Linked DNA regions of Mus musculus: region 1 is linked to region 2. A link is a loop called in an ENCODE intact Hi-C map of the cell type or tissue named here. Cell type or tissue: heart. All regions are shown on one strand. Links, peaks and the distances in the headings refer to the core of each region. The heading gives the core; the rest is flanking DNA.

Region 1 (10,089 bases), core at 980-8,979, 190 kb after region 2:
CTCTCTGACAGAGGCAAGGGAAAGGTCTTTTTGGGTGATCAGGTCCCGGGCTTGGAGAAAGGTGGCCTCCCAAGTGGGTAGACAACCTGAGACAACCAGCAGAGATGAAGCAGCCCAAGAAAGGCTGGCCTCACTGCTGTCACACCCAGGCCTCTGGGCACTGGCCACTGTGACAAGCCAGAATGATGGCCGATGGCCTTGAGACACTTGCTCCAGTGGTTTCCCAACCGAGGCTTTTGTAAGTTAAGGAACTCTTACTTTAACTACGATTCTAATCACTGGGGCTGGGGAAATGATTCTATTGCAAAGGGCTTGCCAGGAGGACCTGAGTTCTATTCCTAGAAATCACACAAAAAAGCCAGGTATTGTGTCATGCTCTCCTATCCCAAGTAGTGGAGAGGCTGAGATCGGAAGGCCTCTGGGTTTACTGACCAGCCAACTTAGTGGACTTGGCAAGATCCCGGTAAAACCCTATCTCAAGAAATAGGGTGAACAGTGCTTGAGGTTCATATCTGGCCACCATATACACTTCCCCCATCCCCATCTCTCCTCTGCCTCCTGCCCACCACAGGATTGCAATCATACATTGTATACAGCAAACTGGAGGAAGTGGAGCTAGGAGACCCAGAATCCTCTGGCTGGGCATCTCTTACTCCAGCCCATCCAGACAGTGGCTCACCTACCTTCTCCCCTCCAAACTCTGACGACCACTGGAATTCTGGGGTCGGTGAGGAATAAGAAAGGGAGAAAGCCCTAGTCTTACAAGTCAGTGGTACGTGTGGGGATTCATTGTTGGATCTTTGTTGCATTTATGCTGCCTCTATGATGTGAGTACTATTAAATATTGAACATAGAAATATATTCTCCCCAAAATAGCAGTTAATGTTGGGAGAGAATCAATCCATCCATCCATCCATCCATCCATCCATCCATCCATCCATCCATCCAAGGGTTTCCTGTATCCTAGGCTGGCCTTTAAATGGCTACACCAGTCCTCCTGTCTTTCCTTTCTGTTGGATCACAGGAATGCATCACCATGCTTGGGTTGTGCAGTGCTGGAATAAAATCCAGAACTTTATGTGTGTTAAGTAAACACTCTATCAGCTGAATAACACCCTCCCCAGTCCTAAGATCGTCTTTTCTTAATATTTTTGTTTTTTTGAGATTTCATAGCCATAGGAGATTTGTGTTCACATGGTTGCCAGGAGTGGGTAGCATGCTTTCTCTTGTAAGCTAAATTTCTTTATGTCTCAAAGGTTCTGAGGTTGTCAGAACACAACCCAAGAATGGAGTCTAGTGAGAATTCTGAGCATTGGTGAGAAAACAAGAGTTTTGTTGCCTCAGTTTCTTCAAAACAAGGAATTGTTCATGAAATATGCTTTTATGCTCCTCCCAGGCGTAGTGGATCGGAGTGAGTTTACTTCAGCCGTTGTTATTCATTTGCCTCCTTGGAGAAACATGTTTTGGCCACATGTAGCTTGTCCTTGTGATTGACACTTTATTCAGGTGACTCTTTTTAGCCCTCAGAGTATTGTCTGATGCTCTGAATTCAGTTGGCTATTGCAGGAGACTTTAATCTGCCTCATTTTTAGACCCCACTCTTCCTGGTTCACACTGCCAACTGGAGCTGTAAACAATCCCTACCAGGGTGTTCCTATGGAAGCTAACTACACACAGCAGGGCAGCTAGTAGGTAAGTGGAAGAACTTCTGTTTGTCCTTTTGTGTCCTGCAGGGAAGGGAGGAGGTTGAGTCTGGCTTCCTCCCTGCTGGTCTCTTGGATCACACTGCCTTTCACACTCGCTCACATCCTTCTGTCTGCACCACACTGCCTCTCCCCTGGCTCAATGTGGTAATGCCTGTCTTTCCATAGCTGCCCTGGGATAGGCGCTCACTCGCATGGCATGGTTTGTTAATTTGTCCTTTGCCTTTATTTTACTCCATCCACATGACTTGACTTTCCCTCCTAGAACTGACTGACAGGCTTAGTATAATGCCTGGCCTGTGGCTGGTGCTTGGTAAACGGAAGCTGTTGCTACAGAGAAGGAATTTCGCTGCCCTGTTCTTTTTTTTTTTTTTTTCTTTCTTTCTTTTTTACGTATCTATCTTTACTTGAGGATTTATCATTTCATAAGATTTTGAGTTATCCAAAACTTCCTTCATTTAGCCCAAGGACACCAATTAACATTTCTTTGGAGGCAGGTCTAAGATAATGAACTATCTCTGATCTTGTTTATCTAGAATGCTTTAATTTCTTTCTCAGTTTAAATCGGTTTTGCTGGATACAGAATTACTGCAAGGTGGTTTTTTTTTTTTTTGTAGAACATGATTTTAATATTTTCAATTGTTAATATTCAACAATCAGAATAGTTATTTTAAGATATATTTCATTGGTATGTCTCCCTTTTTATTTCTGATTTTATTAATTTGGACACTGTCTCTGTGCCCTCTGGTTAATCTGGCTAAGGGTTTATCTAACTTGTTGATTTTCTCAAAGAACCAGCTCCTGTTTTGGTTGATTCTTTGTATAGTTCTTTTGTTTCTATTTGGTTGATTTCAGCCCTGAGTTTGATTATTTCCTGCCATCTACTCCTCTTGGGTATATTTGCTTCTTTTTGTTCTAGAGCTTTCAGGTGTGCTGTCAAGCTGCTAATGTAAGCTCTCTTTAGTTTCTTTTTGGGGGGCACTTAGAGCTATGAGTTTTCCTCTTACCACTGCTTTCATTGTGTCCCATAAGTTCTGGTATGATGTGTCTTCATTTTCAGTAAAGTCTAAAAAGCTTTTAATTTCTTTATTTCTTCCTTGACCAAGTTATCATTGAGTAGAGCGTTGTCCAGCTTCCATGTGTATGTGTGATTTCCAGTTTTTTTATTTGTATTTAAAACCAGCCTTAGTCCATGATGATCTGATAGGGTGCGGGGAATTATTTCATTCTTGTTGTATCTGTTGAGGCCTATTTTGTGACCGATTATATGGTCAATTTTGGAGAGGGTATCATGAGGTACTGAGAAGAAGGTATATTCTTTTGCTTTAGGATGAAATATTCTATAAATATCTGTTAGATCCATTTGGTTCATAACTTCTGATAGTTTCACTGTGTCTCTGTCTAGTTTCTGTTTCCATGATCTGTCCATTGCTGAGAGTGGAGTGTTGAAGTCTCCCACTATTACTGTGTGAGGTGTGATGTGTCCTTTGAGCTATAGCAAAGTTTCTTTTATGAATGTGGGTGCCCTTGCATTTGGAGCATAGATGTTCAGAATTGAGAGTTCATGTTGGTAGATTTTTTTCTTAGACCAGTATGAAGTGTCTTTCCTAATCTTTTTTTTTTTTTTGGATAATGTTTGGTTGAGAGTTGATTATATTTGATATTAGAATGGCTACTCCAGCTTGTTTCTTGGGACCATTTGCTTGGAGAATTGTTTTCCAACCTTTTACTCTGAGGTAGTATCTGCCTTTGTTACTGAGGTGGGTTTCCTGTATGCAGTAAAATGCTGGGTCCCGTTTACATATCCAGTCTGTTAGTCTATGTCTTTTTATTGGGGAATTGAGTCCATTGACGTTAAGAGATATTAAAGTGATTGTTACTTCCTGTTATTTTTGTTGTTAGAGATAGAATTATGTTTTGTGTGGCTATCTTTTGGGTTTGTTGAAAGATTATTTTCTCACTTTTTCTAGGGTGTAGTTTCCATCCTTGAATTGGTGTTTTCCATCTATTATCTTTTGTAGGGCTGGATCTATTGAAAAATATTATGTAAATTTGGTTTTGTCATGAAATATCTTGTTTTGCCCATCTATGGTAATTGAGAGTTTTGCTGGATATAGTAGCCTGGGCTGGCATTAGTGTTCGCTTAGGGTCTGTATGACATCTGCCCAGGATCTTCTGGCTTTCATAGTCTCTGGTGAGAAGTCTGGTGTAATTCTGATAGGTCTGCCTTTATATGTTTCTTGACCTCCCTTACTGCTTTTAAAATTCTTTGTTTAGTGCACTTGGTGTTTTGATTATTATGTAACAGGAGGAATTTCTTTTCTGGTCTAGTCTATTTGGAATTCTGTAGGCTTCTTGTATGTTCATGGGCATCTCTTTCTTTAGGTTAGGGAAGTTTTCTTCTATAATTTTGTTGAAGATATTTACTGGCCCTTTAAGTTGGGAATCTTTGCTCTCTTCTAAACCTATTATCCTTAGGTTTTGTCTTCTCATTGTGTCCTAGATTTCCTGGATGTTTTGGGCTAGGAGCTTTTTGCTTTTTGCATTTTCTTTAACTGTTGTGTCAATCTTTTCTATGGTATCTTCTGCCTCTCTTCTATCTCTTGTATTCTGTTGGTGATGCTTGCATCTATGACTCCTGATCTCTTTCCTAGGTTTTCTAACTCCAGGTTTGTCTCCCTTTGTGATTTCTTTACTGTTTCTATTTCCATTTTTAGTTTTTGGATGGTTTTGTTCATTTCCTTCACCTGTTTAACTGTGTTTTCCTGTAATTCTTTAAGGGATTTTTGTGTTTCCTCTTTAAGGGCTTCTAGCTGCTTACCTGTGTTCTCCTGTATGTCTTTAAGGGAGTTATTTATGTCCTTCTTAAAGTCCTCTATCATCATCATGAGAAGTGATTTTAGATCTGAATCTTGCTTTTCCAGTGTGTTGGGGTATTTAGGACTTGCTATGGTGGGAGAATTGGGTTCTGATGATGCCAAGTAATCTTGGTTTCTGTTGCTTATGTTCTTATGCTTGCCTCCCGCCATCTGGTTCTCGCTAGTGCTACCTGTCCTCGATATCTGACTGGAGCCTGTTCTTCCTGTGATTCTGGTTGTGTCAGAACTCCTCAGAGTCAATCTATCTCTGTGATCCCGTGGTTCTGGGATCCTATGATCCTGAGATCCTAGGTGAGACAGAGCTTCTGGGAGTCAAGCTGCCTTTGGGACCCTGAGATCCTGGTGTGACCAAGCTCCTGGGATCCTGGGATCCTGGGTGTGTTAGAGCGACTGTGAGCGGAGTGTCTTCTGGGTGTTGTGGGACTGGTCGTGGAGTTTGCACATAAGGTCTGCTCCTTCTCTGCCCTGCTCAATAAATACCTGGGTATATTATTCAACAGGATTCATAGAGTCTGAAGATACAGGGCTTAGCCTATTTAACCAGCATAAAAATTGTGCCATTCACATTTGTTTGTTTGTTTTTGATGTTGCACCTTCTGTGTGGAAGTCAGCAAGATCTTGTGGGATTAAGGGTCAAAGACATGGCTCAGTGCTTTACAGCACTTGTTGCTCTTCCAGAGGATCTGGGTTCAATACCCATCAACCACATGGTGGCTCAGAACCACCCCTAACTCTAGTTCCAAGAAATCTGACACCCTCTTCTGGTCTCTCCCCTCCACTTCTGAGCTCCTTAGGTGGTAGTGTGTGTGTGTGGGAAGGGGGCATATATGGCACACATACATGTAGGCAGGCAGAACATATAAAATAGAACACATACATCTTTTTTAAAAATTCCTGAAGATTTAAGGATTAACCTCTTGCCTGCTGGCTTCCTTAAAAAGATTTCCTATCTCATGCTAACAAGCAAACTCACTAGCCACAGGAGGGCTGACCAATGGGAGTTTTCTCCTGGAACTGAGCCAGAAGTCAGGACCACAAAAGGTGAGTCCTACCTGTTTCCCAAGCAATGCCTTCTGGGAAGACATACAGAGTTAGTGGAACTGTTGACATGGGCCCTTTCTATAAATCTGACATGGCCATGAAGCCATTTGTCACAGATATAAGGCTGCCTCTCTAGGACTTAGTGCTTCTTTGTGAATTGAAATGGTCAATGTATTTGTTTCCTAGACTGCTGAAACAAGTTATTGCCAACTGTGTTGGGGTGGAGGTGGAGGAGCTTCTTCACTCACAGGAAGCCAGGAGGCCAAAATCTAGCAACACTACCCACCCAAGCCCCCACCCCACCCCTCACCCTGTGGGCCAGACTTCTTGGCCTGGTTAGCTTTTCTCTGATGGTTGCCTCCATCTTCTTTGGCTTTTTTTCGTTGTCTGACTCTAAATTGTTCTTATTGCTCTTTTTCTCTCTCCCTGTACCCTGAACTCCAAACTCCACAATGGTGTTTAACATCCTAAGGGCCACTCCAACCCCCACCCCCACCCCCCAAGCCTCATTTCTATAATCTTCTTAGCAGGAGCCAATATATTCTTTAAGAGTTACTTGCAAGCCAGCCATTGGTGACACATGCACTCGGAAGGCAGAGGCAGGTGAATTTCTGAGTTTGAGGCCAGCCTGGTCTACAGAGTGAGTTCCAGGACAGCCAGGACTGCACAGAGTAACCCTGTCTTAGGGGGAAAAAAAAAAAGAGTTACTTGCATTCCTCCCTTGGATTAGTAGACTCTCCTCCTCCTCCTCCTCCTCCTCCTCCTCCTCCTCCTCTTCTTCCTCCTTAATCTCCAAGGTTGTAGAGCTTCCCCAAGAACCTCATACTGAGAGATGGGAAAATCTAAGCCTGTGCCAGCCAAAATCTATCTCTTGAAGGAATAGCATGCAGATTTAATGTCATACAACTTGTTAGACTGCCTTGTAAGAGAGATTAGAGCCAAGACAGTGATGGATCAGCGATGCACTTAACACCACACTTGACCATGGCTGCTGTTACCTACTATTTACACCCCAATCTCACATGAAGACCCCAGAGATGGGCCAGTGAGATGACTAACATGTAAAGTGACTGCTCTCAAGCCTGATGGCTTGTGTTTGATTCCTGGGCCCCACATGGTAGAAGGAGAGAACAAATTCACACAAGATGTGCTCAGACATCACACATGTGCTATGGTGCATCCTCACCCCAAATAAAAAATTAAAAAAAAAAAAAAAGACCCAACGGGCATGGTATGCATGCATTTAATCCTAGCACTCGGGAGGCAGGGGCAGGCTGATCTCTGAGTTCAAGGCTAGTCTGATCTTCAAATTGAATTCCAAAAGTGGACATGGGAGAGGTGTTACTAAACCTGTTTGGTCTTTCCTATGAGGTCACATTGAATAAACCTTTTTCTGCTTTTCATTATTGTGTCTTTAGTTGGCTTTTTGAGGACAAGAGACCAATCGTGGTTTATTAGGACTGTCAAGCCTCAGGCTATGACCCTCATTCTGGGAACAGATCCAGTCTACTATGGGTGCCATGAGAAGATTATACTTATAATTCTAAGAAGATAATTTCTGAGATAATGACGTGAAGACAGAAAAAGTTTTCTGCTTTCCTAATGCCGTTCATCACAGCAAACATTTTGGCAGTAATCTAGGATTCCAGCTGGTTTCATAAGCCGTGGTGGCTCTTAGGAAATGCAGTGCAATTGTTAAAGCGATGGTGGCCTCTCTGTGGAGTTAGGGGGAAAAAACAGGACACCCATAAATGAGTATCAAATATATAGGATAATCAACATTACTTATAATATGCGTAGAGACTTGCCAGATGGCCCGGGCAGTAGCTCAGGGAGCAGACCAATTGCTTAGCATAGCTGCATCCTGGGTTTTGCCCCCAGAACCACACATGCTGATCTATTGCTGCATACCTGTAATTCTAGCATGTGAAGGTAGAGATGGGCAGATTAAGAATTCAAGGATACTTTTGTCTGTGTGGTAAGTTTGAGACCAGCCTGAGCTAAAGAGACCTTTATCTTAAATAAAATTCCAATCCCCATTGTTAAGTTAAATGTTGGCAAAGGATTTGAGCTATGAATGGCTTTTTTTTCTATCATTTCTATCTCTTCCTTCTTTTCACGTTTTTTTTTTTTTTTTAATGTGCATTGGTGTTTTGCTTGCATGTTTGTCTGTGTGGAGGTGTCAGATCCCCTGAAACTGGAGTCACAGACACCTGTGAGCTGCCATGTGGGTGCTGGAAATTGAAGCCAGGTCCTCTGGAAGCAGTCAGTGCTCTCAACCTCTGAGCCATCATCTCTCCAAACCCTCATTTCAAGTTTTAAATGTGAGCTTGGGGGTAGAGAGATGGCTCAGCAGTTAAGAGCACGTTATTGCTCTCACAGAGGACCCAGCATTAGTTCCCAGTACCACACAGTGGTTTATAACCATGCCCATTCATACCTCCATTCCAGGGGACCCAGGGCTGGCTTTTAACCTCTGAGAGCACCAGGCATGCACAGGGTGCACATACATACACACAAGCAAAACACTCATGCACATAAAAGAAAATAAGTCTAAAAATAGTGAAACCAAAGTCTCAAAAAAAAAAAAATCCAAAACCCAAAAACTCAACAAAAGGTGTGTGTGTGTGAGCGTGTGTGTTTGTGAGTGTGTGTGTGAGAGTGTGTATGTGTGAGTGTGTGTGTTTGTGTGTGTGTGAGTGTATGTGTTAGTATATGTGGGAATGTGTGTGAGTGTGTGTGTGTGTACATATGTATGTGCATAAAAAGGATGGTGCCTAGGAGCATCAGGGAAAATGGGCAGAGAGTTCCTAGCAAAGAGAGACTCAAGGCACACACATGCAGACAGCCCCTAAAGTTTCTGGCACAGCTTACAGGCTTCTGCTGTGGGACAGCTCAAGGACACATTGTCCCCTAAGAGAAATGTCCCAGCTCATATCTCAAGTTGCTGGCCAGAGCCTGGGCATAGAGAGACATCGCAAGGGTGGAGGAGCCTCCTTCTGGCTGCCTACAGCTCTTAGGGTGACATGAGCTAATGAGAATAGAATCCCTATAATGACAAAGGAGCTGGCTATTTACTGAGTCTACAGTGCCTTTCTGCAAACTGGGATTTGTTCAGTGAACTTTACCTTACTTAATGCTCACACCCTTCCTAGGGGGAAGGGCTCCAGCCTCCATTCTGCAGAGGAGGAAGCAGATCTGAGAGGTTCTGTAGCTGGCAAGGCCACACAGCTGGGATTCACACACTAAGGTTTGCCTGACTCCAGCACCTTTCCTCCATGTGAGTGACTCTGCAGCAACTCTCCACAGAGGGCCACAGACACCATCACTACTCATCCACTTTGTTCTGTTAAAGCACGTGTGTGTGTGTGTATGTGTGTGTGTGTGCACGCACGCGTGTTTACACAAATCACAAGTGCTGCCTGCACTGTTTCAAGTTTGTCTTGGTCTTTTGGGGGCTGACATGAATGCCCAGCTGGGGAGACATTTAGGATCAGAGATCTTCTGAACTGCTGGTGTACACATAAGCACATGGAACAGGCAGTGACTTAATCCCAGGGTTTGCGTGTGTGTCGGTGTATGTCGGTGAGTGGGTGTGTGTCGGTGTGTTCACCAGTGAGGACGCAGGGTAGAGGCCAGAGTCTGATGCCAAGAGTCTTCCGATTGCTCTCCATTTTTAGAGACAGATTCTCTCACTAAACCTGGAGCTCAACATTTCTGCTAGACCTGCAAGTCCCTAGGATTACCCTGTCCCTTCTCCGCGGTGCTGAGGTTTCAGGTGTGTGCCACCACACCACCATTTCTATATGGATGCCAGCGCTCCAAACCTGGGTTCTAACTCAGCAAGCAATTTACCCGCTAAGTCATCCGTCTAGTCCCTAAACTGTCATGTTGATGCCTCCCTATTAATAGGAAAACATATGGTTAGCAACCCCCCTGCCCCATCACGTTTATCAGCTTTCAGCCTAGAGCACATACCTGTGGTTAAATTATTAACCCCTGCAACAGGCTAGAAACGATGACAGCTGAAATCCCCAAGCAGAACACACACACTCCTTCACACCAGAACAATTTGCTTGAAAATGCTGACTTAATGGTATCAGCCTAATTGCTAGGTGGAAGTGATGATGAGGAGGGATGGCAATAATAACAAAATTGCTCTCGAATTATTCCCAGAGACGTTGCAACACCAGCTACCCTACACATTCTCCGAGAAGGAGTTTGTGTTTGAAGGTTCAGTTCACACTAGGCAAATGGCTCCCCGGGAAGATGAACGATAGCCTAATGAGGTTTTGCCTTCCCTGGAGTGAAATCTTACTCCTTCTCTTAAAAGCAGGTGAATGCCAATTTCTAGGCAGGATTTGGGCCTGGCTTCCAAATTTCCAGACTTCCAGGAACACAGAACCTATTGGAAGCCTTGCGCTGTGATTTAAAGTGGCCTCTTGGTGACATTGATTTTTTTGCTG
Region 2 (10,089 bases), core at 1,368-9,367:
TTGTTATGGACACACCAAATTGACTTCATGACCCAATTGCAATTCACATGGAAAAAAATTTTTTTGTTCTTTAAAATCTATTGCTGATAAGAAAAGACATCTCTTTGATGAAGGGAGGGGAGATGACTTTAGAACCTTAAATGTAGTGGAAATGAAAACATGTATGAAATTTAGGAGGGCAATAATTTAGCATGTTCTCTGTATTTTGTAGGGAAAGGAACACAGAAAAGACTGGGGAAGATCAGACTTAAGAGAATCCCAGCAGTAGAAATCCTGCCCCAGCAAGGTGCCTGCCCAAGCCCTCCTCCCCCTGAGATGCTCGCATCCACCAGCTTTACCAGAGAAAAAAGGACCATCACACAAAAAAAAAAAAAAAATGCAGAAGAGTTTGGCAGAGTTTGGTAACTGACCTTACTGTAAATGAATGGAATGAACCACAGCCTTTACTTGAGGGAGCAATTGCCTGCAAAACCACAAACTCCCCCTGAAGTCAGTTCAGGACGGCCAGGGCACATATCGTACAAATAAGATGAGCTTCAGATTAGATCACCCTGCAGAATGGAATCAAATAATATCTCTCAAGACTGTCTCCTGAGACCTCAAAACAAAGCTATAATGGGAGAGGCCATCATTATTAAAAACCACTAGTGCTTGCTGGGAGAAAAGTCATCAGCCATCTTGTCCAGCCATAAACACTGTGAGCTACAACAGTAACTGTCCTGGCATGATATGCCCATTGGTGTAACAGTGGCACAGATGCTACGGGGTAACCAGCCTACTGCTGATTGGAGTCGTGTACTCCACAGGAGGAAATTTATGCCTGGTCTTGTAAACCTGGCAAAAAAAAAACCCTCACAGGTATTTATAGCTTATAGGCCCTAAGAGAGAACATTCTACTATTTTGCTAATATTATGGTTTAATATCCAACTACTTTCTAAGTACTTATCTTTATACCCATATGTCTTAGCTAAGGATTTCTATTGCTGTAATGAAACAAAAAAAACAAGTTGGGATAGAAAACTTATTGGGCTTACACTCCTACATTGTAGTCATTATTTTAAAAAGCCAGGCCAGGAATTCAAACAAGGAAAGAACACCCTGATGCAGAGACTATGGAGGGGTGCTGCTAACTAATTTTTGCTCGCTCGCTCTCTCTCTCTCTCCTGCTCTTTGTGTTTGGTTTTTGGGACAGGATTTCTCTGTGTAGCCTTAGCAGTCCTGGAACTCACTCTATAGACCAGGCTGGAACTAAAGACTGCTTTCTTATAAAATCCAGGACCACCAGACCAAGGTTGTTACCACCCACAATGGGCTGGGCCCTCCCCCATCAAGTACTAATTAAGAAAATGCCCTACAGCAGGATCTTATGAGACAAATTCTCAATTGAGTTTCTCTCTTCTCCAGTGACTGTAACTTGTGTCACACTGACACAAAACTATAGCATATGCTGATGCAACTCTCAGCCCCGATCAGGGAAGCTTCCTCCCTCCCACCCCCACCAGTGGACAGTGGTTAATACAGAGACAATAAGAGACTATGGAGTGCTCAGCCATAAATGGGACATCTGTATCACACTCTTTTTCCCAAAGGCTGAGCAAACGAGTGGGCATAACGACTTTCAGAGCCAGAGGTTGGGAATGAATGCTAAGAAGTGCATAACAGGGCCATTGCACTCAAACTCACAGCAGTGTGGCTACCTGCAAAGATCAAGCTACTCAAGAAGCCAGCTTGGATGGGAGAGTGGCTCATGAGGCCCACTGCTAGCTAAGAGCTACCAGCAGTTGCTAGCACAAGGGTAGGGAAAATCGTTTTCCTCAGGGGTATATCCCCTGGAAGGCTGCTCATGCTCTAATGAACTCATGTGCAAAAAAGTAGTACTAATTTGACTCTGTAGGTTACGAAAAAGAAAAACTTTAAATAAGAGGTCATAAAGGGAGGACACAACATCTGCCCCAACACTGGAAGTAACTGGACAAGCAGGACCCAGGTACCCAGGAACTCTGCCTGACCACTGGCACAGGTTCCTTCTAGTCTGGGCCGGTACCCTGAGCAGACCTTGGATTCGAACTCTGCAGCCAGTCCCACAACACCCAGAGGAAGCTCCCAGGTGCTTTAACATGCCTAGGATCCCAGGATCTCAGGATCCCAGAATCACAGGATCACAGAGACAACTGAACTCTGAGGAGTTCTGACACAACCAGGATCACAGGAAGAACAGGCCCCAGTCAGATAGAGTAAGGGCAGACAGCACTAGAGATAATCAGATGGCGGGAGGCAAGCATAAGAACATAAGCAACAGAAACAAAGATTACTTGGCATCATCAGAACCCAATTCTCCCCCCATAGCAAGATTTGGATACACCATCACACAGGAAAAGCAAGATTCAGTTCTAAAATCACTTCTCATGATGATGATAGAGGACATTAAGAAGGACATAAATCCCTTAAAGAAATACAGGAGAACAGAGGTAAAAAGCTAGAAGCCCTTAAAAAGGAAACACAAAAATCCGTTAAAGAATTACAGGAAAACACAGTCAAACAGACGAAGGAAATGAACAAAACCATCCAAGATCTAAAAATGGAAATAGAAACAATAAAGAAATCACAAAGGGAGACAAACCTGGAGTAAGAAAACCTAGGAAAGAGATCAGGAGTCATAGATGCAAGAATCACCAACAGAATACAAGAGATAGAAGAGAGAATCTCAGGTGCAGAAGATACCATAGAAAACATTGACACAACAGTTAAAGAAAGTGCAAAAAGCAAAAAGCTCCTAACCCAAAACATCCAGGAAATCTAGGACACAATGCAAAGACGAAACTTAAGGTAATATGTATAGAAGGGAGTGAAGATTACCAACTTAAAGGGCCAGTAAATATCTTCAACAAAATTATAGAAGAAAACTTTCCTAACCTAAAGAAAGAGATGCCCATGAACATGCAAGAAGCCTACAGAATTCCAAATAGACTGGACCAGAAAAGAAATTCCTCCTGTCACATAATAATCAAAACACCAAATGCACTAAACAAAGAAAGAACATTAAAAGCAGTAAGGGAGAAAGGTCAAGTAACATATAAAGGCAGGCCTATTAGAATTATACAAGACTTTTTACCAGAGAGTATGAAAGCTAGAAGATCCTGGGCAGATGTCATACGGACCCTAAGAGAACACAAATGCCAGCCCAGGCTACTATACCCAGCAAAACTCTCAATTACCATAGATGGAGAAAACAAGATATCCCATGACAAAACCAAATTTATACAATATCTTTCCATAAATCCAGCCCTACAAAGGATAATAATTGGAAAACATAAGGACGGAAACTACACCCTAGGGAAAAGCAAGAAAGGAATCTTTCAACAAACTCAAAAGAAGATAGCCACACAAACATAATTCCACCTCTAACAACAAAAATAACAGGAAGTAGTAATCACTTTTCCTTAATATCTCTTAACATCAATGGACTAAATTCCCCAATAAAAAGACATAGACTAACAGACTGAATACGTAAACAAGACCCAACATTTTGCTGCATACAGGAAACACACCTCGGTGACAAAGACCTCAGAGTAGAAGGTTGGAAAAGAATTTTCCAAGCAAATGGTCCCAAGAAACAAGCTGGAGTAGCCATTCTAATATGGAATAAAATTAACTTTCAACCAAAAGTTATTTAAAAAGATAAAGAAGCACACTTCACACTGATCAAAGGAAAAATCTACCAAGACGAACTCTCGATTCTGAACATCTATGCTCCAAATGCAAGGGCAGCCACATTCATAAAAGAAACTTTACTAAAGCTCAAAGCACACATCACACCCCACACAATGATAGTGGGTGACTTCAACACTCCACTCTCAGCAATGGACAGATCATGGAAACAGAAACTAAACAGAGACAAAGTGAAACTAATACAAATTATGAACCAAATGGATCTAACAGATATTTATAGAACATTTCATCCTAAAGCAAAAGAATATACCTTCTTCTTAGCACCTCATGGTACCTTCTCCAAAATTGACCATATAATTGATCACAAAACAGGCCTCATCAGATACAAGAAGATTGAAATAATCCCATGCACTCTATCAGATCACCATGGACTAAGGCTGGTCTTAAATACCAACAAAAACAACAGAAAGCACACATACACATGGAAGCTGAACAATGCTCTACTAAATGATCACTTTTTATTTATAAGGAAAAAATAAAGAAAGAAATTAAAGACTTTTTAGAATTGAATGAAAATGAAGACACATCATCCCAAAACTTATGGGACACAATGAAAGCAGTCCTAAGAAGAAAACACATAGCTCTAAGTGTCTCCAAAAAGAAACTGAAGAGAGCTTACACTAGCAACTTGACAGCACACCTGAAAGCTCTAGAACAAAAAGAAGCAATTACACCCAAAAGGAGTAGACAGCAGGAAATAATCAAACTCAGGGCTGAAATCAACCAAATAGAAACAAAAAGAATTATACAAAGAATCAACAAAACCAGGAGCTGGTTCTTTGAGAAAATTAACAAGATAGATAAACCTTTAGCCAGATTAACCAGAGGGCACAGAGACAGTATCCAAATTCACAAAATCAGAAATGAAAAGGGAGATTTATCAACAAAATATATCTTAAAATAATTATTCTGTCTGTTGAATACTAACAGTTGGAAATATTAAAATCATATTCTATTTAAAACGAAAATTATTTATTAATATCCCCTTATGATTCTCTGGATTTTCAAAGATTAATATAAAATAAAATATATATGAAAGAAATAGAAAGCATTGGATTTTCATACTCCTCAAAACAAACAGATTTGGAGTTAAAAAATAAAAAGAGGTCATAAAGTTGGGAGAAGAACAGAAGGGATGGGGTGGAAGAGAGGAAGGGCATAGATAAAATCAAATACAGTATATTTGTAAATAAAATTCTCAAAGGATAAATTTAAATTTATTTTTAAAAACCTATTCTCAAAGAATAGGTTTTAATATACTTTTAAAAACCATTAGTACTTCCCAATAGCTCTTAGTGCCAGGCAGTGTGGTAAGTCCTTAATGCCCCTCACCATTCTCAAAACCAGCCAACCAGCCAACTAAGGAACCTGCACCAGGGGTATTATCTCCATTGAAGACAAGAGGAAAGGGGAATTCAGATAAGTATCTTGCTTAAAACCATGTACTAACATGAGAGGGCTGGCATAACAAGCTCAACTAGTTGAATTCTCATGTCTGTTTTAGAAGTAGTTATTACTGTGTGAGCTCTGAACTGTCTGTCTGGAAAAAAGAATGTTGCAATTAAGATGAATTTCAAAATGAGAGTTTCCTTTTTGACATGAATGTTGCTACTGATACAAAGTTGTACAAATGCAATATAACCCTTCCTCTTCTGAAAAGTCTGTCTTTGTCAGATTTTACTTTATATTATTTTTCAATTAAAAAAAAAGCACATTAGTGTAGTCAGTGACTTAATTCTCCATTGGAGAAAACAGCACTCACACACAGACACCTTCATGATGGGAGCCTTCTCTGGCTTCAAGTATCCAAAAATCACTAGTCCTTTCTTCTCCATCTTGGTTTTGAACAGCCATACATGACTCTCCAAACCTGGCTAAGGACCTGAAATCGTTATGGCCAGTGCCACCATACAATGAACTCAGATAAGGTCTCCTCTGGAAATCTAAAAGCTCAGTGCAATACACAGGAAACTAAAATTATCTTAAACACCCAAATTGCTATTAGAATAAATATCAAGGAAGATTACAAAGTCCCAGAGGGAACTGAATAAAAGCACCCAAAATCCCAGCACTACCAAATCACAGGAGAAATGAGAGTTTGGAGCTAGCCTGGGCTAAGTACCAAGACTGTGGAAAGAGAGGGAGGGAAGAAGAGAGAAGGGGAAAAGAAACAAAAGAAATTTCTGATGGAAAACCTCTATATTCAAATTTTTTTTAGATATAAAGAACCTATATTGTCACGTCTATTGCATAACAGGAAAATCATCATACAGAACTGTCACTCTCATTACACTAAGACCTCCCATCAGGGGACCCAGTCCTACCATCTCTTTGCCAGGCTCTTGGCAGTACATCTGTGCTCCTTTCTCCTGACTAATTATATGGACCCTCTTTGATAAGCTGTTTGATTACTCCTTCTTTACAGGAAAGGAGCTATCGTGAGCACAAGTAACAAAATGAAGTGAGAGAGACTCTGACTCAGCAACACCGAGAGGAACGCCCGTGTAATCAACATCTCTGTGACCAGAGAGAACCCCGCCTTTCCTGGGGGAAAATGCTCCACTGAGGCAGCAGCCGGGCCAGCTGCTCTGACACCATCTTTTGGCTAAAGAAGGACACATATTTGAGAAATCAAAACTTTCAGGCAGGACGACACAATACTTGAAAACTGCATCAAAACATTTATCTAGTCATTCAAGAAGGGAGAAGCCAGGCAGATAACACATAAGAGAAAAGGCCGAGAAGGAAAGACCATCTCATGGTGCTGCCTTTCATACGGACTCTTGGGCAATACAAATCTGTGAGAGTCAGTGTGATATGGTTCCTTTGCATCTTCTGCCAATTTTCACTTCAGTTTTCAAAAAAAAAAAATGCTGGGTTATGAAAACAAAACTACTGTTAGCCAGAGACGTTTTTAATATCTCTGAAACTCAAGCAGTTTGGTGAGGAACTCCAAGACAAGTTCTAGACTACCTTAATCAACAGAAATGAAAATATAAAAATGTATTTTAAAATTAAATCTGTGTATCACTGTATTACAATTCCCATAAAGCACATCTCACAATGACCTACAGTCAGAGCCAGAAGGCAGTAACTTAACTCGGAGAGTGGAACAGGGGTGACTCTAGGAGTCACCAGAAGTCATGCCTTCAGCACCTACTTTCCCGGGTCACAGTTGGTGAGTTGGGGTCAATGCAGGAACTGGTCTCATAGCAACAGCAGGTATCTCTCTGTCTGAAATGGGGAAGCTTATCCGAATCATTGTGGACTTTTAGGCATACTGACAATGCTCTACATACCCTGTTCAATTTTGAAGACTTATTAACTAACAAGAAAAATAAAGTAAAATCCCAAATACACAATCCATAGGAAATACTTTTCCTTGTTTCTCTGAGGTCAGAGAAGGATGACATGCAGTTTTTAAGTTAGAAAGAAGACATAAGAAACACAAACTCTCGAAAGCAGACACTCACATCTCAGGCTGACATAAGAAAAGAGAGATAAAACACTTTGGAAACTGAAGGCCACGCCCATCACCAGAAGCAGAGCCAGACACTGAGCACAACCATCTTCAAGGAAGCTCCGAGTGCTGCTGACAGATTCTTTTCACAATTGAAATCAAGCTCTCAGATGACCGCACAAGACTCTGCCTCCTACAGCACCGTATCTGGGAAGGAATGACCAGGCTCAAGTTTAATAGTGGGAACTTCTAAGTTTACAAGTTGGCTCAAGAAAAGGGCCATTTATGTTTTATTCTTGAGAGTAGATATGAGAAATGGGAATAAATGAAAAGTACAGAAAATTATTCACTTTAAGTTCCAACAATATAAATAAACAGCTGGAGACTTATGTAAGAATTCTTCATTGCCAGAAGGAAGGCTATAGCGTTCTCTCTGTGTGTGTGGTGGGTATGCTTGTGTGTCTGTGTCCCAATATTACAAGTTAAATTTACAACTTACCTTTTATTATTATTTTTGCAAACAAAGGCTATCTCATCTGTAGCCCAAAAACCAAGTCTACTAAATTTAAAAGAGGTATACATTGCAGTTTAGAGATGTGGATTAGATTTAAATAAGAAATTCTTTAGGCAGCACAGTGGGTTATCTGAGCATTTGGCTCTGTATAGAGCAGCAGTTACTGACCTAAAGCACGTTCCTGCAGGTCCTTCCCCAGAGTGACCATCCACACAAACATCCCATCTGTTTGACGTAATGAAAAGGTGACAGAAGACATCTTCACTTACAAGAACTTATTTGAAGGATAAAGTAAAGAATCATGTAGTACAATCTCAAGTACTGCCTGAGAAATAGGTAAATGAAAATGAATCTATGAACAGGCTAAAAATATCCAGTTTAAAAAAGAATACGGTTGGGAGGTAGACAAAGTATGCAAATGGAGGGCTGGAGTTTGGGCCCCAGAGTCCACAGACGAGCCAGGAGTACTCAGTTTGCATCCTATCACACCTCCACACGATGGAAGGGGACTGGAGAGAGACCCAAGACTATAGCTGTACAGCAGCCATGGATGAGCTGGGTTCCTGGAAGAGAGGCTGGAAATGAAAAACGACGGGGTGCGAGAGAATGATGAAGCCAAGACAACAGTTTCTGACCAAGGCTCAAAGTTTAATATCCAGCACTCTGCTTATATAAGGAGAGACCACAGACCCATCCTTTGTTTCAGCTGGATTGACTTGCAAAGCAAGCTCAGTGGGCAGTCTACTCCTGTAGGAAATTGACTCCACCTGGGTCATTAAGGTCCAACTGTGGCAAGCACTTAATGTCTATTTAGCCAGCTCCAGGCTGGGGGAAGAGCACACCTGAGGCCTGTGGGCCAGCTTGCCTGGCACACAGCATGAACAGGAGTCCCTGCCGCAACAAGGTGGAAGAGAAGGACCCCATGGATGTAACTCTGTTCACATACACAAACATTCATGTGCACATGAACATGCATACATACACCTCATACACACACATTAAAAAAGAGAGAAAACTGTTGGGACCTGGAGTTTCCTTTTCATTCCAAAGAAGGAAGAAAGAAAAAGGGAGTGAAGGAAAAGACAAAAGAAGGAGGGAGAGAGAAAAGGAGGGGCAGAGGGAGGGCCTAAGCCACTAGAATGTGCTTTTAGTTTCTGCCAGTCTTATACAAATCCAGCATAAACCTCAGTGTTTACTGCTAATCGCATGGACTTTTAATTATATTCTGGGACTGTGCGAGCCAGCCCTGCAAAGTCACATCATGCTCTTTCCTGTGTTATCATCCTCCCCCTCTCCCGCCCCCCCCCCCCGGGGATAAGCACAGGCACCTGTGGGTTCTATGTGACGATGGCCACTCACAGTCAGGTTGGATGTTCCAGTGGTTTCCCACTCAGACATCAATCACCAGTCAGTTCACAGGGCTGTTTTAGTGAAAGGGGAAACATTTGGGGAAGTCCAGAAGCTACCTGCTAACCCCACGACCATGTATGGAAATTCTATAGAGATTCTCTTCCTCCCCTTATGTTTTCCTACAGTAAGTCTCAGAGGCAGAGTTTCCTTCCCTCTGGCTAGTTATAAAAAACACCTTGAATCCTACAACACTCTATAAGGATCCTGTTATTTTTTTTCCCCTTGAGTCAAAAGTAGCATCAGATCATCACTACTATCTTTTCTGATTCTCAATCTCTAGATGAAAGTGACATTTTTCTAATACAAAAATGAAATAATTTATTTTAAATCTACCCAAAATTGGATTGAACTAGAAAAAATATGAGTCAGAGCTGAACTTGAACCGGAACAGAAAATGTACTGGCTCCCTTGACAACTGTCTTACAGCTCAATTTCAAAGCTTAAACACATAACGGGGACAGCCTGAGAACCCACCGTTGCCCCTAGCCAGGGCACACTGGGAGCCCACCATTATCCCCTAGCCAGGGCACACTGGGAGCCCACCATTGACCCCCTAGCCAGGGCACACTGGGAGCCCACCATTATCCCCTAGCCAGGGCACACTGGGAGCCCACCATTATCCCCTAGCCAGGGCACACTGGGAGCCCACCATTATCCCCTAGCCAGGGCACACTGGGAGCCCACCATTATCCCCTAGCCAGGGCACACTGGGAGCCCACCATTGACCCCTAACCATTTGTGGCCCACTGTTGCTTATTTGTTGTCTGCTGTGGGTGATTTAGCATTCAATGTGAGCTACACGCCAAGGAAACTGCTACACCAACCCACTGAGGTGAATATCACCACACAGGGCAGGAAGGTCACTTCTGAAGGAGGCAGACTGACAAGCCAGGAGCTTTTAGATGGTCAGTCAGTATGGCACTACCAAGGAAAGAAAGATTCACAGAAACCATTCTAGGGCCTTACCTGAAGGTC

Evidence for each region. Peaks named below come from ENCODE experiments on the same cell type or tissue, not always from the same donor. Only the 100,000 strongest peaks of a DNase experiment are listed, where the experiment ranks them.
Region 1: it touches region 2 in a loop (8-fold over the local background); 2 of 42 quality-filtered maps call a loop at or near these places.

Annotation. Positions count from the first base shown.
Region 1 is chr9:67,082,153-67,092,241 of GRCm38, forward strand. No RefSeq gene overlaps it. Among named protein-coding and RNA genes, the nearest start is that of Gm10646, 15 kb to the right of the region's middle. In heart, for the core only: no CTCF peak of the experiment used is centred there; no DNase peak of the experiment used is centred there; H3K27ac peaks cover 730 bases.
Region 2 is chr9:66,888,958-66,899,046 of GRCm38, forward strand. The region is part of intron 1 of Rab8b (RAB8B, member RAS oncogene family); the gene reads right to left. Among named protein-coding and RNA genes, the nearest start is that of Rab8b, 26 kb to the right of the region's middle. In heart, for the core only: no CTCF peak of the experiment used is centred there; a DNase peak (open chromatin) is centred at 6,274.